2 separate regions of the Homo sapiens genome follow, and region 2 is linked to region 1. A link is an interaction called in ENCODE POLR2A ChIA-PET data of the cell type or tissue named here. Cell type or tissue: A673. All regions are shown on one strand. Links, peaks and the distances in the headings refer to the core of each region. The heading gives the core; the rest is flanking DNA. Region 1 overlaps CHN1 (chimerin 1). Region 2 holds the start of HOXD3 (homeobox D3).

Region 1 (5,376 bases), core at 303-5,302:
TTACTTTTCATAAAGAAAAATACTATTCAAGGGAACTATTCTAAATGAACAACGACCATCCTTTGAACTTGATTTTTTTATTATTATTATTATACTTTAAGTTTTAGGGTACATGTGCACAATGTGCAGGTTAGTTACATATGTATACATGTGCCATGCTGGTGTGCTGCACCTATTAACTCGTCATTTAGCATTAGGTATATCTCCTAATGCTATCCCTCCCCCCTCCCCCCACCCCACAACAGTCCCCAGAGTGTGATGTTCCCCTTCCTGTGTCCATGTGTTCTCATTGTTCAATTCCCATCTATGAGTGAGAACATGCAGTGTTTGGTTTTTTGTCCTTGCGATAGTTTACTGAGAATGATGATTTCCAATTTCATCCATGTCCCTACAAAGGACATGAACTCATTATTTTTTATGGCTGCATAGTATTCCATGGTGTATATGTGCCACATTTTCTTAATCCAGTCTATCAATCATTGTTGGACATTTGGGTTGGTTCCAACTCTTTGCTATTGTGAATAGTGCCACAATAAACATACGTGTGCATGTGTCTTTATAGCAGCATGATTTATAATCCTTTGGGTATATACCCAGTAATGGGATGGCTGGGTCAAATGGTATTTCTAGTTCTAGATCCCTAAGGAATCACCACACTGACTTCTACAATGGTTGAACTAGTTTACAGTCCCACCAACAGTGTAAAAGTGTTCCTATTTCTCCACATCCTCTCCAGCACCTGTTGTTTCCTGACTTTTTACTGATTGCCATTCTAACTGGTATGAGATGGTATCTCATTGTGGTTTTGATTTGCATTTCTCTGATGGCCAGTGATGATGAGCATTTTTTCATGTGATTTTTAAAGGTTACCTACTTGGGTCATAAATATTCTAGCCGGAGGAGCACCATTCCCAATCTGCAGTTAGCTATGCCCTTGCAACATCACTTTCTTCACTTCAAAGGAGGCTAGAGGAAGGGTGACTTTGGTGGGTGAGACTTTGCAATGCCTGCAATGTCACCTTGCACTGCGTGGTTTTGAATAGCCCGTGTAATGTAATGATTAGCATTCTCAGGATGGTCCCTGCTGCTCCCTCAGTTGTCCTCATCGCTGCGGTGTGCTTAGCAGCAAGCCAGCACTTTCAGTCCTGAAGGGACGGCTTGCCTGGTATTAGCTGGATTTAGTCCGACTCCTACAGCAACTTTGCCAGCCTGGTGGTTGGAACATCACCCAATACCTTTACATGATGTTTAAAAAAGGGCTGTGGCGAGGGACACAAAATTGCTGCTTTTGGCATTTAAAGCAGCTTTAAACATTTAAACATTCCTGACAAGCTCTCTTTTGCCTCGGTGGATTTTGAAAAAAGAAGGCAGAACAAAGCAAGCTGTCTCAGGAATCAAAGGCAGATAAATACATTTCTTTTCTGACAGCCCACCATTTTTCTTTGGAAAGAATACCTTTAGTGTTTAGTGGTTAGTGCATTAGTTTACAATTGCTGCTATAACAAATTATTAATACCACAAACTCCTGGCTTGAAACATCAAGCATATATTATCTTAAATTCTGGAGGTCAGAAGTTCAAAATCACTTTCACTGGGCTAAAATCAGGTGTTAGCGGGTCTGCATTTCTTCTGGAGGCTTAGGGGAGAATCCACTTCTTTCCTTGCCTTTTCCAGTTTCCAAAGACCACCTGCATTCCTTGGCTTCTGGCTCCTTCCTCTGTCTTCAAAGCCAGCAGCATAGCATCTTCTCTTCCCTCTGACCTCTGCTTCTGTCCTTATATCATCTTTCTCTATCAACCTCTCGCCTCCCTTTTATAAGGGCCATTATGATTGTGATTATACTAGGCCTCCCTTGACAATCTAGGGTACTTTCCCTGCTGTGGTTTGAAAGTGTCCCCTCAAAAATTCAGGTGTTGCTAATGTGAGAGTATTAAGAGAAGGGACCTTTCAGAGATGATTAGCTTATGAGGGCGCCTCCCCTGTGAATGGGATTAGGCGCTCTTATAAAGGGGCTTGACAGAGGGAGTTGGCCCCTTTTATACTCTTCTGCCAAATCATGAGGACACTGCATTGTAGGCACCTCCCCTCTGGAGGACATAGCTTTCCAGGCGCCATCTTGGAAGCAGAGTTGGACCCTTACCAGACACTGAACCTGCTGCCAGCTTGATCTTGGACTTCCTGGCCTCCAGAACTGTGAGAAATAAATTTCTGTTATTTACAAATTACCCAGTCTGTGGTATTTTGTCATAGCAACCCAAAACTCCCCATCTCAATATCCTTAATTTAAATGACATCTGCAACATTCTTCGTGCCATGAAAGGAACAAGGAATGTTGTTCTGGGAATTAGAAGCGGACATCTCTGGGGAGCTATTTTTCAGCTTATCACAGCTAGTGTGCACTCTCTCTTTAAATTCTCAATTCTTTGCGTTTGGATTTAGATAGTCAAAGGCCAGATGAGCCTCAAAGCCACTTCAGACCTAAGAATCTCACTGTCAATCCAAATATAATTAGTTGTCATAGAAAACAGAATGAATTCAAATTCCAACCCTCCGTGTTTTCAAAATGAGTTGACTTGTGCTTGTATTACACATTAATATGGTTCAAATCACACTGAATATAATGCTTTTAAGGACAAGATATAACATAAAATGAAAAATCTCCTCAAGGCTTTTCTTTCAATTCCTGACCTTTACTCACAATAAGAGGTAGAGGCTATTAATGTGGGTGGCTGTGGAGATGGGGATGAATTCTTTCTCCTTTCCCCCATATTATTGACATGATAAATGTTCCAAAACATTTCTTTCCAACATGATTGGGGTTGTAGCGTATTCCCAAAGATTATTCATAGGTGCTGTACCTATTCTCTATTAATAGTTAAGAATTCTTATGTAGATGGGCTTCACTTTTTCAAAATGGAAACAATATACACCCTTACTCATGAAAGAAAAGCTTTTAAGTTTGTGACAGTCATAAAACATTTAAAAAACTATTGCAGAGTATCAGCTGGACAAGACTGTCTCATAAAGGCAAACTGGGCTCATTGAGACCATTGTTCTCGAGCAGGCAATTTGTGCTTTGGAAAGAGTATTCCATCTGCCTTTGTGAAACTGCAATGCACACTGCCTCAATACCTCCACTTTATCAACACTTTCCATTCTACTGTTTCCCTCCAGTGCAAAGGCACAACCATGGCCTTCTTCATCCCAACTCTGGATAACCACCAGCCACAGCAAGGCTTTCCTCATTCACTCTGAGCTTCGACTCTGAGCTGAGGCGCTCCCTGACGAACACCTTTGCACAGCTCCAAGTCCACACGTGTAGGATTCTTATCCCACTTCCTGTGGCAGGAAGGTCCTTGAATGGTGATATATGCCTGGAACCTTATTACATTTTAGTGATACTAAGGGAATAATAACTGAAAGAAGAGCGACTTGGAACATTTCCATGCAATACATACTATATCTTGCTATTCAAAGGAAATGCAATTTAGAAATAAGAATCAGACCCCAGAAATTTCTGCACATAATGGACAACAAAAATATTCCATTTAAAAATCATGCCACAAAAGAAATGATGTTTATAGCGATAAATCTGACAGTTACTATAGTTACCATTTTGAAATACTTTACTTAGTATATTTTTTAGTGTAAAGCTTCATGCTAAAAGACATGTAAGAAGATATTTTTTAGTTTTACAAATTAAATGGCAGAAGGAAACTTTTATGACCAAATAATAGACATTTAAAATTTACATGATTATTTTTAAGCCTATGTCAGAATTTAGAGTAGTTTGGGCTGGGTGCGGTGGCTCACGCCTGTAATCCCAGCACTTTGGGAGGCTGAGGCGGGTGGATCACGAGGTCAGGAGATCGAGACCATCCTGGCTAACATGGTGAAACCCCGTCTCTACTAAAAATACAAAAAATTAGCTGGGTGTGGTGGCGGGCACCTGTAGTCCCAGCTACTCGGGAGGCTGAGGCAGGAGAATGGCCTGAACCTGGGAGGCGGAGCTTGCAGTGAGCCGAGATCGCGCTACTGCACTCCAGCCTGGGAGACAGAGTGAGACTCTGTCTCAGAAAAAAAAAAAAAGAATTTAAAGTAGTTTGGATAAATGGCCAGTATTCAGTATAGTTGCTCTATACAAATGGATTTCACGTGATATACATAAGTACTTTATTTCACAAAGTATCTCAAATACATCCTTGTGTTGGCTATTTCTGTATGTGTAAATCTTTTGGTTTCTAAATTTGTATCTAAATATTCATGGTCATATTTTACAAAAAGTATTTGATGTATTTGATTTCAAAACATCACACAGAAAATATTAGTGACTAAGTGGTTTTTCAGAATTTGGTAACCATCTTTGAAGATGAATTCACAGATTTTTAAAGCTTCAATTTGATTTCACAAAAATTTAGTAAGGACAATCCAGCTTAACAAGTTATCTTTAAAATTCAGTTTCCAAGGCAACAATCATAGGTCCCTGTACATTGCTTTAAAAAAATCATTTTTATAAATTTAGTTACTGCAACATCAAAGGCAAGTATTAAATATAACTGCCTTACTTTTATCTCCTTTTATCAGACTTTTTGAACAAGCTGACTTCTCTCTTTTCAGTGGACTAATGCCAGATCCCTAGTGTGCTGTCCATCAAGTGCCAGAAGGTTAAGAGCAGATAAAATATCAAATTTCCAAAGTGGCTGCCTGAGAATCTGGCCTACTGCATGTGCATAAGACCAAACCAGGATCCAGCCTACTGGATATGCATAACAACAAGTCTCCTTCTACCTCACCTCTTATAACTTCACAACTGACTCAATCCAGAGACAAGACAAGAGCTCTTACCTGCACATTTCACTCCCTGAGCAATGAGACCCCACATAAAGTTGGCACAGTATTCACACCAGTGTGGCCCTCTGAATGTATGCACCTGAAAAAAAAAAAGAGGGGCAAAGTCAGGAAAGGGGAAACACACGGATGAGAAGACTGCTTCATATCAAAGCACTAATATACAAGCCACATATTCTATATATATATATATATGAGAGAAAGAGAAATGGGGTCTCACTGTTGCCCAGGCTGGAGTGCAGTGGTGTATCACAGCTCACTGAGGCCTCCCTCAAGTGATCCTCCCACCTCAGCCTCCTGAGTAGCTGGGACTACAGGCACACACGACCACACCCAGATAATTTTTGTATTTTTTGTAGAGACAGGGTTTTACCATGTTGCTCAGGCTAGTCTTGAACTTCTGAGCTCAAGCATCTGCCTGCCTTGGCCTCCCAAAGTGCTGGGATTACAGGTGTGAGCCACTGCACCCAGCCCATGGTTAGTAATGAAGCGCCAACATGGCTGCATTTAAAAGAACCTTGGTTGAGT
Region 2 (5,376 bases), core at 242-5,241, 1.3 Mb after region 1:
TACATTTACCGCAAGGGCTTCTTTACATCTTGGCCTCGCCTTGAAGAAGGGGCCAAGACAGGAGTCCCAAAATAGATGGGGGTGCTTGTTCCAGACAGGAAATGAGCAGAATGCATAAAATCAGACATCTGTCCTTAATATATGGAAGGGCTTGCCCCAGACGCGTGGACATGTGTATTTATAAGTGCGCAGGCAGAAGTTTAAATATTCAGACACATTTTATGATTGTCCTCTGCCCGTCTTCTGCTTAATGGCTCCTCCCGTGCCCACCAATACATCAATACCGTTGTGTGTATTGAATCGCGGGCAGGGATGAGGAGGAAGCGAGTCCATAGCAGAGCCCGCTGAGTATAGAGTACAGTAAATCGGGACCCTCGGCGGACGGCGCTTCCCGCCCGCCTGCCCGCCATGTTGGGGAGCCCTCCCTGCCCCCCGCGCCGGGCTGGGCGGCCGGGGCTCGCTGGCAGCCGGGGGAGGGCCTTTCATAACCCGGAGAATTTTCTAAGTGCGAGGAAGATGATAAGAATAGATTTCTACAAGTCCCGACCACGTGATTGGCGAAATAATTAATTCAGCACGTCCCTTAAGAAACACGGAGTCGTCATTAATCTGCCACGCAAAGGGCTCTCTCCGACTTGGAAAGTGCAGGGATCCCAAGAATATCACCCGTCCAGGGGGGCCGCGCGGTGCCCCCGGCCCTCCACCCCCGGCCCCCGGCGGGCGCGGGAGCGCGGCCGCAGGTAAATATTTTGGCAACTTTTATTTCATCAGATTTAAATCCTTAATGAACTTAGCTGTCACGGCCGCTGACAAATAGTTCCCTTTGCTTCCTGATTTGGAACTGCGCGCCGGCGAGAAGTTGTTAGTGGCTTGGATGGTGACCTTTGGTTCAGCAAAGCTTTGCACTTATGAAAAATTACTGAGAGCGGCCGAGTGTGTGTGTGTGTGCGTGCGTCCGCGCGCGCGCTTGTGTGTGTGAGAGAGGGAGAGACAGAGACAGAGACAGAGATAGGGAGAGGGTGTGTGTGCGAGGCGCTAGGGTGCCAGGGGGCGAGGGGTGAGGGGCGAGGTGCACGCGGGCTGCTCCAAGACAACAGGAGTTGTAAAAAACCGGCCCGGCTGGCGGACGCGCCTGGCGCACGCGGGCCGAGGTTGCCTGGTCGCCTGTGTCTACCAGGAACAATGGTCGCTGTCACGGCATCTGCCGCCTATTCTTAAACCGGTGAGAAAAGGCCCTGGCCCTCTTTTCAAGCGAGGGTCGTAAATTTTTCTTTGCGTCATAATAGAAGGCTATAAAATCGAGTTGAAATTTTACCCCAGGCAGGTTTTAACCAACAGATAATGATTTCCGAGTTGCCTCTCCCCCCGCTCCTCTCTCCCCACCCAAGTTCTGCTGCCTCTGTCACCCCAGCGAGTTTCTTCTTCTTTCCCGTTTATTTTTGTGTTTGTATTTTTTATTTCTATTTTGGAAGAGCTAAAATAAACGCGAGAAGAAGTCCCTGCAGCCCGAGTGGGAGACCCCGGGGCGACGGGAAGCCTGGGGAAAGGAGGATGGGGGAGAGGCCAGTGCGGGCTGCAGAAGGCTGTTTCTCTGCTCGCTCCCGTTTCTGCCTTTTTTCACCGGCACTCCAAGAAAATTGGGTGTCCTAAGAGCCACTCCGCTCCGTTCCACCCCATCCCCAGCTTGCCAGGGTCGTGGGCTGGGGCAGTAGCGAGCATTCTTTTCTTCCAGCTTGCAGCTCCGACCCGGGCGCCTCTTCATTCGCCTCCTTCCCTCTTGTTGCTGTGAGATACCTCCATTGGCTTTCAGAATGATTTCAGCGAGCAGGGGCTGGCTGCGCGTGGTGGTTGTTTTGGGATTATGTGTGCGTGTGTGTTTGTGTGTGTGTGTGTTTTCATTTATTTTTTGGTGTGTGTATATTTCCCCGTCAGGACAGAAACAAAGTTTCCCCCATTATGAATTATACATTCAAACAATAACACATTAATTCAATTATTCAAAGATGACAAATGTTTATGTGCTTTGCGAGTGACTCGGGCGCAGATTCCAGGCGCTTTCTCTGAGCTGCTTGCATTTTTCTCAATGAGAATCGTCTCCCCTCCCACCCCCCCCACTCCAACCCACTCCAACCCACCTAGATATCCCCTTGTAGGCCCAGAGAGGAACCCACAAAAAGCTTCCCCAGCCCTGCTGGCAGCCCGGCAGCCAACAGCCTCCCAAGGCCCCGGCTTGGCGGGCACTGGCCCGGGCTATTTTATCAGTGTGACAATTGCCCGGGTTGGTGTGATAAATCATCGTAAGTAATTCCTGAAAGGGTGCGAGACTGTTGGGGGCCGGGCGAGGACTGTAAATCTTTCCGGTTTATTGCTCTATGAACATATGCTCCGATTGAAGAAGGCTTAGATCCTTTCCTGGAGACAAATTCCCGCAAAGCAGCCCCCCTCTTTGGCTGGGGATTAACACTTGCTGCTGGCCGTCAGGTCGGCCTCTGGCAAGAGGCTAGGGGGCGGGGTCCTCCGGGTGGGGGTGGGCTGGGGTCACCCACGATCCGGCTTCGAGAGACGCCCCGAGTGGGCCTCTGGCCAGGCCCGGCCAGGTGAACAAAAGGATGGGCTCGTAGACGGTTCTGGGGGCTCGGGCCTCCAGGACATTCCTGCGCCTCTGGAGTGGGGATGCGGTGGACCTTACCCACTCCTCTGGGGCTCTTCTATGGCTGCTGGGCACTTTCACCGGTCTCAGACCCTGCAATCAGCAACAGAGCATTTCACTGTGCCTGATGCCGCTGAGCAGAGCTGGCAACGAAACCAAAACTTCGGGGACAGGGTGGAGAGTTCCCCGTGGTGCGGGATTCCCGAGTGTGGCCCCGGCTGGGGGAGGGTCTTGGGCGCTCATTACAGGCCAGGAGGTCCGCTGCTGGCGCTGGCACGCTTAATTCTTTTTTCCCACATTGCAGAATCATTCCCACCAGCCACTCGGAGAGTGGTGGGAATCTGTCTTGGTTTAATATTTCTAAAATATAAGTTTCATTGTCCCCCAGGTTAGCCCAGCCAGGACTCATTGCGCAGTCCTCCTCGCCTTCCTGGAGGCGCCGCAGGAAGCGGGAAGTCGCGGCTTGGCGGTTGCTGGGCCTGTGGGATCTGCGGGTCCTGCCCAGACCTGGAGTCGCACAGATCACGGCGGGCAGTGGCTCAGCGCCTAGGCGGCTCCAGGCCTCGAAGGACCAGGTTGGGGTGCTCAGGGATCAGAGAGGGGAGGTCGCTCTGGGTCCGGGTCGCCTGCTACGCGCCTTTTCTGTCTCAGAAGTGGCGGTGACTCGGCTGCTGAGTCCGCGGAACGAGCCACGGAATGGTGGTGGTGGCGGGGTTTTCTGAGGTGACTGGCCAGAGCTGAGAGTCGCGGCTTCCACCTTTGGGCCGGAGCGGGTCCTCGCCCTGGGAGGAGCTGGGCGTCGGCCTCCGCGGCGGGGAGGCCGCCTTGCCGGGGTGCATGAGGCTGCGGAGTACTCCGCGGGCCCGGGAAGCTAGGGGTACCCTCAGCCTCTGCTGCTCCACGGCAGTCTCCAGAGACGCTTCTAAGAGAGGCAGTTTCTAAAATTTCCAGCTCCCGGACCAGTCTGGCGGAAGGCCCAGCCAGGGTCAGAGGTCGTTGTGGGGAGAGACTCTCAACGCCCCCAACCCACTGAGGGCGGCCAGGCCAAGACTGAGTCGGCCCGGAGCTGCGAAAATGTGTTCTTTCCTTCCGCCCCACACCCATCCGCGTCTGCCCCAGGAATGGGGCCCAGGTCCCAAGCCTCCTGCGCCCTTCCTTCCAGCCCCCAGGCTTGGCTGCGCTCCGGGACTGGGTGGCGTGAAAGTTTCAGCCTCAATCAGTACAAGCTTCCCTCGGGGTCACGTGAACAAATATGCTTGCATTTGAAGGCAGCGTCTGTATTTCCCGACTATGAGGGGGTTTCCGGGGCTCTCTCCAAATCCAGAAACGACCACGTTCCGCAAGCAAAACAAATCCCAAGCTCTGGGGGGCCTGGGAGGGCTGGGCAGAAACCCAGGAGTGGGTGGGGGCGCGGGTGGCTGCCGCTCTGGGCCCGAGAGCGGACGGGCGGGCGGGTGGACCGATGGGCGCGCAGCGCAGGCGAAGCCAGCTCGGGGACTACGAACTCGTTCCTCCTGCGTTTATTGGTAGTTGAACCTCAGCCTGGTTCCGTTCTACCGGGAATTCCGTGTGCTCGAGTATATGGCCGTGTCTGCGAGCGCGCAAGACCAGGGTTGGGACAGTGTTGTCTGCAGACAAAGGGGGAAGGCTAGCTCTGCCCCCCACTGGCGCCCACTCTGAGGCCGAGGACACCAGGTTTATGATAAATTGGGATCCAGGTAAGCAATTGCATGACAAAATGGAAATCTTTGGGCACGGGGCTGCTTGCCGCCCTGAGCGGGATATTAAATATGATTTATTTTGTGTAATCTGTGATCTTGATTATTGCCAATTGGTGAGGCAGCCCGCGTAGACCTAGATACACTGCTACATATACATGGAGGACGGTGATTAATCGTAACAAGGCGCGCTTTGTGGGGACGTTCCCCGCCTACCAAAGGGTTAGGAGGACACTACCTTGCCAGGCTTGGAGGGTGGCCGGCAGCATTGGGGGTGGTAGTAGCAGTTTAAGGAGGGGATCTGGTGAGGGGATTGAGTGCTGGAGGAAATATTTGGGGGCTAAATGTGCACTTAGGAGAATGGGCTGAAAAAGAAATTAAAACTTTTTTACACTTTACTGCCAAAGTAAGATGGAGCGTCATATTAATTCTGTGTCTTGAGCTGCCGGGCTGGGTGCAGGCGGGTTGATTTATATGTATTTAAAATAAACTCGGTGGTCAGCCAGCTCCCTGCATTGTTCCGGTAGCGAGCTCCACACACAGCCTTTACCTCTTGCTGTTGGCTTAATTTTTTCTTGGGAGATTAAAACGCTACTGAGCTTTTCCTCCCAAAATTTGAGAGAACCTCCAAACTACCCAGAAGAGTTTGGGAGGTTCCTCCACATTTCCCTTTACCAATCCAGGCTTTTGATTGCCGTAGTGGCAGAGAAAAGGTTTAGTGTTTCTAGGTCCTTCTCCCCAAAGAACCCTGAATGAAAGCTAAATCATATATTGGTTCACGAATCCCATCTCTCCTTTTGTTTACTTGCTCCCTGTGGCTACTGGCTGGGAGAGGAGAAGACAACCCATCCCGGGTCTTTCCGTGCCAGGGATGGAGTGAGCAGCTCCAGGAGCTCCAGTGAGTGGTTCCATGCTCGTGGTAATGCCACTGGGCCAGACCCAACCGGACCTTTATGGGGAAAGAACCTCAAAAGCAAGGAGCATTCCCTTAGCTTAGGTTGGGACAGG

What was found. ChIA-PET counts read pairs that join two places held together with the same protein. Peaks named below come from ENCODE experiments on the same cell type or tissue, not always from the same donor. Only the 100,000 strongest peaks of a DNase experiment are listed, where the experiment ranks them.
Region 2: POLR2A ChIA-PET joins it to region 1 with 6 read pairs; 2 of 35 experiments call an interaction of 5 or more read pairs at or near these places.

The regions. Positions count from the first base shown.
Region 1 is chr2:174,819,589-174,824,964 of GRCh38, forward strand. It overlaps CHN1 (chimerin 1), which reads right to left. Exons shown (of 13, transcript NM_001822.7): 8 at 4,846-4,930. Among named protein-coding and RNA genes, the nearest start is that of CHRNA1, 58 kb to the left of the region's middle. In A673, for the core only: no CTCF peak of the experiment used is centred there; no DNase peak of the experiment used is centred there.
Region 2 is chr2:176,156,713-176,162,088 of GRCh38, forward strand. It overlaps HOXD3 (homeobox D3), which reads left to right and starts at 595. Exons shown (of 4, transcript NM_006898.5): 1 at 595-740. In A673, for the core only: no CTCF peak of the experiment used is centred there; DNase peaks (open chromatin) are centred at 570, 1,199, 1,539 and 2,319; H3K4me3 peaks cover 1,584 bases; H3K27ac peaks cover 2,466 bases.